Linked DNA regions of Homo sapiens: region 1 is linked to region 2. Evidence: chromatin contacts called from ENCODE POLR2A ChIA-PET data. All regions are on one chromosome and are shown on one strand. Each heading gives the region's core, a stretch centred on a gene start or an enhancer-like site at or near the end of the contact. The rest is flanking DNA. Distances are from core to core; before and after follow the strand shown. Region 1 holds the start of ARHGAP35 (Rho GTPase activating protein 35). Region 2 holds the start of SWSAP1 (SWIM-type zinc finger 7 associated protein 1).

Region 1 (2,700 bases), core at 159-2,658, about 35 Mb after region 2:
TTTAATATAAAAATCTTTATTAATGGAATAAACAAGCCCCTGTAATTTTATTTATCAACGCTTACAGAGCGCTTACTATGTATGCAATGCATGATTTCAAGAGCTTTGCAAAATATAATCTATTTAATTTTCACAGCAGCCCTACGAGAGAGGTACGATTATTATCCCATTTTATAGATGAAGAGACTGATGGCAGAAATGCCAAATGTAATAGGAAACAGCCTTTCTTCATGCATTCCACAAATATTGGCTCGGCGCCCGGGAAGCTCATCTTCCACGATCTGTACTTCCGGAGGAGTCCCAGAGGAACACCTCCTCAGTTCAGAGGAGTCAAGGGTTACAGCGGTGCCCTCTCCCATCACTACTCTTTTCCCTTCAGGCGCCCTAATTGACATTCGATTTGTAGCCATTTGCACAATGCTAAGTGACAGGCTTGGGCTGCACACAGGACCAGGCCGTCTTCCCTCTCCTGGGGATCAGTCGTTCACAGAACCAAAAACAAGTTGCATGGACGCGCGCGTTGGCTGCAGATTTTCTTCACAGCCAGGAGAAAGAGCACGCGCTCTCCAGCCCCGCCTCTTCTTCCGGGACGACGAATTGCGGGGCTCGGATTGGGCTGAGGCGGGCCACGCCTCCTCATATCCTCCAATCAACTCCCTCTCTGGTGCGCTCCCTCCTTCTCAGCCCCGCCCCACCGCCCCACGTTACGTCGCTCCTTCTGGCCTCCTCCGTTATCCCGGCGGCTGCGGCTCGCGCGGCAAACCCACCTCCCATTGCTTCCCATTGGCTGGTCAGGTCCCGCGCGAGCGGGATCGCGCCCTTCGCCCCCCACCCCCAAAACCGGGCCATGCCTCTCTCCTTCGGCTTTCTCCAGGAGCCAGCGCGAGGCAGTAGATCGGCTGCTTGAGACGCGCGCGCAGCTCCTGCGGACCACTCCCTCCGCCCTGCGCCAGCAGCTGCGCCGGCTGGCAGCCCCCCGCGCACGCGCGCTCGCCCATCCCGCTCCCTCTGCTCGTTTGCAAGTCGCCTCGCGCTCAGTCGCGACGGCGGCCGCCGCAATAGCGGCATTTTCGGGGGCGCACGCGCACTGCACCGTCCGCGGCCGTTCCTAACCTCAGGCAGCGGCTGTGGCAGTAAGCCCCTCGGGTGCGCACGCGCTCTGACCTCTTCCCACTGCCTCGCTGGTTGTCCCTTCGCGGCGCGCGCCCAGGGGCCGTTATACCCCTGCAACGGTCCACGCGCCGCGCACGCGCAGTAGCGAGGGGGCGCGCGCGCGGGAGCGGCCGTCGCAGGAAGGAGGTGCCGCCGCTGCCGCCATTGCGAGGGAGGGAGGGAGGGAGGGAGTGAGCGAGGCTGGTCCGCCCTCCCCCTGGTTGCCGCCCCTCCCCCCTTCCCCTCCCCGCCCCCCGCCCCGAGGGAGAGCCGCGGCGCGGCGGCAGGAGGAGGTGGAGGAGGCGGAGGAGGGAACCCGCGAGGGAGGGTCCGCCCGGCCCCCCGCCGCCGGAGCCGCCGCCGCCGCCTCAGCCGCCGCTGGACTAGGAGCAGGGGAACATGGCGCCGGGGCCCCCGTCGTTGCTGCCGGGATTTTGGAGGCCGGGGCCGCGCTGAGGGCGCCCAGCTGGTGAGTGCGCGAGCTCACGGGCCCCGGGCGGCGAGGCCGGGCGCCGCCCCGCTGCGGGGTCCAGGGGGAGGCGGGGACGGCGGGGCCCGGAGCCCGCGAACAATGGAGGAGCTGGAGGGGGAGGGGAGGAGCGGCCCCCCCCCCAGCCCCCCGGGCCCCGCCGTCCCCGTCGCTTCGCGCGTCGGCCCGGCCCGTGGGGCCCTCCTGCCCTTTGGACCTGCCCCTGCCCGCCCCAGCCCTGCTGTCCCCGCCGCCGCCCCCATCCCCGACCCGTTGGGATCTCGGTGTCTGCCTCGGAGCCTACCCGACTTCAGCCAACCGGTTCCCAATTCTGCGCCCCCCTTCCCCCTTCCACCCCTCCATAATGCCCTTCGCTCCTCCCGGGCTCTGCAGTGCTCCTGGGACCCATCTTCTCCTCATTGACCATTCTGCATCTCTTAATTGTGGCTCCCACTTTTGAGATCCGTGACGCTTCTCCCTCTTCTCGATTCTGCTCTCACCACCCTTCAGATCTGTCCTCGGCCCCTTCTTTGACCTACCTTCTGTGCTATTATTCCTGTCTCAGAATCTGTTGCACCCTGGGAGCTGTCCCTTTAGGACCTGCGGTTCCAACCCTTTGGAGATCCATCTGAGACCCCTGTTCGGCCAGGCACTGCTGCCCCAGGTCTTCCCCTTGGACTGAATCCCGTTCCCTCGTGGGCCCTACTACCCGCATTTCTTGTCTGCCCTCTCGCAGAGCCTGCTGCACCCCGGGATGCCCCTCGGCTGGCTTTCTGACCCTTCCGTGCCCCAGCTCATTCCCCTGATCCCCTCGGACTTGGCTGCACCGTGCTTGCCTGTTCCCCTTCTCAGCTCTTGTTCCCGTTTACCATTCAGACCCTTTCCTCTCTTCCAGACCTTTCTGCCTCTCAGCTCTGCCCCTTGCCCGACCTCAGATCTTGCTGCGCTCCCCTCACCTGCTTGCTTCTGACTCTGCCTTCCCGGGAAGCAGCCTCCTCCCCCTTCTCTGACTCTGCAGGTCTCCCATTTCTGCTATTCACTTAAATGATGTATCCCTAACTCAGACTGCCTTCAGTTTC
Region 2 (2,700 bases), core at 134-2,633:
ATTTGGAGTGTTGAAATGTGAGGTGAATCATGCGTTGTATATCTGCTGGGGGATGGGGGCTGAGGTGGCGTGTTTGACAGCGCAGTGTATCGGTGTGCTTCACTGTGTGTGTCTGTGTGTGTAGTGGCAATGTCATAGTTGCGTGTTTTGCAAGAGAAAGGGTGTGGGGGATGAATGTGGGACAGAGTTTGTATGGGATGCTTTGTGTCAGGATAGGGCAAGGTTGGAGCATGTGGATGATGGGGATTCTGAAAGTAGAATATATTCAGAGATGCCATGGTGTGTGTGTGTGTGTGTGTGTGTGTGTAGAGGGGTGTGAGTGAGCCCAGCTGTGTGAGTGGGTGTGTTGGGGGATGTCGTGGAGCTGTTTTCTGGTCCCAGAGGGAGAGAGAAAGCCCAGGAAATCTCACTTTCTCCCTGCCCCTGGGTCTCCAGGCAACGGCACCACTTTGGAGTTACCAGGAGACAAGGTTGCCAGGGCAACACAGGCGTGAGTGGCAGCTCTGGGGCGAAGTCTGGGTGAGAAGATCCAGCCAGGGATCACGATCATTCACTTTGTTCCTCCCTTTCTCCCTGTTTCTCATCAATCCCACCTCCCTTCCTTCATTGTCTTAACGAGCACGTATTTGAGAACCTACAAATGTGCTAGGTGCTATTCTCGGTACTGGAGAACAGAAGTGAACAAGACAATGTCCCTGCTGTATCTCTCCTTCAGTCTTCCAGCTCCTGTCTCTTTATCTCTCCTGCTTCCTTCTTTGTCCTGCGGTCCTGCCTTCCCCCCGTACCACAAAGGCGGCCCCACAGAACCCCTTAGCCAGTGAGGAAGTAAGTTGAGAGGCTTCATCTCACAGACTTTCGGGGATGGCCGTTGATGTTTTGTCCACGAGCCTGTGTCCCCAGACACACACTCCGGCCCATACTCAGGTGCACAGAAAGACAAGCACACAGCTCATCCCCCTCTCCAAAACTCTCAGTTGTCATTGGATGACATCAGCAAAACCACACACAAATACATGCCGATCACAATACTCCTCTGAGATATCATAAGCCCCATTTTACAGCAGGGCAAACTGAGGCTAGGAGCCTTTAAATAATATGTCACTCATTCTGGTCTACTCCTCCAACTTTCAACCCTTATATTTGTCTGATTAGCTGACAATAATAGTATTCGTGCTGGTTCCCCCAGCAGCCTCCCTCAGGGAAGGGTCTTATTTCCCTCGAATGCACCCATTCCTCCGCATAGGTTCTAACCATTTGCCCATTCACCTGAGGAATCGAGTTTTGATGGACAGATTCCTAGACCAATAGAGAAACTAAGTGAACTGTACCGATGCGGCCACGGCTTGGGCGGGACTAAGGCTGGGAACGAGCCACCGATTGGTCAGAGCTACGCGGCGAATGGCGGAGACGCTGAGGCGGGTGCTAACCAGGGGCGGTGCGGCCTGGTCCGGGGAGGAGAACATGCCTGCCGCCGGACCGCCTTTGCTGCTGCTCGGTACACCAGGATCTGGAAAAACAGCGCTGCTATTTGCTGCGGCCCTAGAGGCGGCGGGGGAGGGCCAAGGCCCAGTCCTCTTCCTGACACGAAGGCCTCTTCAAAGCATGCCCCGCGGGACCGGAACGACTCTAGACCCAATGCGACTCCAGGTAACCGTGGGGGTGGGAGCAGAGGCGTTCTAGCCAATGGTGGAGTAGATCCGGGATATTGAGTAACAGGTAGACAAGCCAATGGAGAGGACGGTGGAAGAGCGAGCCAGGGCAGCCACGATGGGGCGGAGTCAGGCAGGCGGAGTGAGGAGTGGCACCACGCGGAGCTTAGTTAAGATTGAAGTGAGAGCCCATCCAATGATGGGCGGTGTTAGCAAGAGGCGGTGCCCAGAGATTGAAGTCCGGCCCATCAAGGGGCGGGGCTAAGCTTGGGTCCATTCTGGACCTGAGTTGGTTCCTGTTAGTGTCAAGGATGGGGTCAGACCGAGAATGCTGGGGGAGGGTTTTCCGTGGAAAAATTGCGCTAGAGATTTGGCCAAAAACAAACAAGCAAAAATGGCTTGCCCTCAACTAATACTCGGCAGTGATGAGTGCTGGAAAAACGGGCGAATATAAGAATATTTAACAGCTCTGAACTGGTTCATCCTGGAACCAAGGAAAGTATGCAAGGAGGCAGGGTTACTTTTAAGGAGTCTGGCTTCCTGTGCTGAATCCGGCCCTTTCCTTCTGTTTCTCCTTCTAGAAGATCCGCTTCCAGTACCCACCCTCAACCCGAGAGCTTTTCCGGCTCCTGTGCTCTGCCCATGAGGCCCCGGGGCCAGCCCCCTCCCTTCTGCTGCTCGACGGCCTAGAAGAGTACCTAGCGGAAGACCCAGAGCCCCAGGAAGCCGCCTACCTCATTGCCTTACTTCTAGACACAGCTGCCCACTTCAGCCACCGGCTTGGGCCTGGCCGGGATTGTGGGCTCATGGTGGCCCTCCAGACCCAGGAGGAAGCAGGTAGTGGGGACGTCCTGCACCTGGCACTGCTCCAGCGGTATTTTCCTGCCCAGTGCTGGCTGCAGCCAGATGCACCAGGTCCAGGAGAGCACGGCCTCCGAGCCTGCCTGGAGCCAGGCGGGCTGGGCCCCAGAACAGAGTGGTGGGTGACTTTCCGATCAGATGGAGAAATGATGATCGCTCCGTGGCCCACCCAGGCTGGTGACCCCAGCTC

What was found. ChIA-PET counts read pairs that join two places held with the same protein, here RNA polymerase II (POLR2A).
Region 1: POLR2A ChIA-PET joins it to region 2 with 10 read pairs in activated CD4-positive, alpha-beta T cell. The contact joins the promoter of ARHGAP35 here to the promoter of SWSAP1 in region 2. POLR2A ChIA-PET finds 5 or more read pairs at or near these places in 2 of 52 experiments (WTC11 and activated CD4-positive, alpha-beta T cell).

The regions. Positions count from the first base shown.
Region 1 is chr19:46,859,589-46,862,288 of GRCh38, forward strand. ARHGAP35 (Rho GTPase activating protein 35) reads left to right here and starts at 1,409. Exons shown (of 7, transcript NM_004491.5): 1 at 1,409-1,621. LOC124904791 (translation initiation factor IF-2-like) reads right to left here. Exons shown (of 4, transcript XM_047439803.1): 3 at 1,469-1,732; 4 at 1-1,308. The coding sequence ends at 637. RefSeq lists a silencer at 1,178-1,717.
Region 2 is chr19:11,373,283-11,375,982 of GRCh38, forward strand. SWSAP1 (SWIM-type zinc finger 7 associated protein 1) reads left to right here and starts at 1,384. Exons shown (of 2, transcript NM_175871.4): 1 at 1,384-1,647; 2 at 2,231-2,700. The coding sequence starts at 1,399. RefSeq lists a silencer at 1,214-1,293 and enhancers at 1,394-1,463, 1,684-1,733, 1,964-2,043, 2,064-2,113.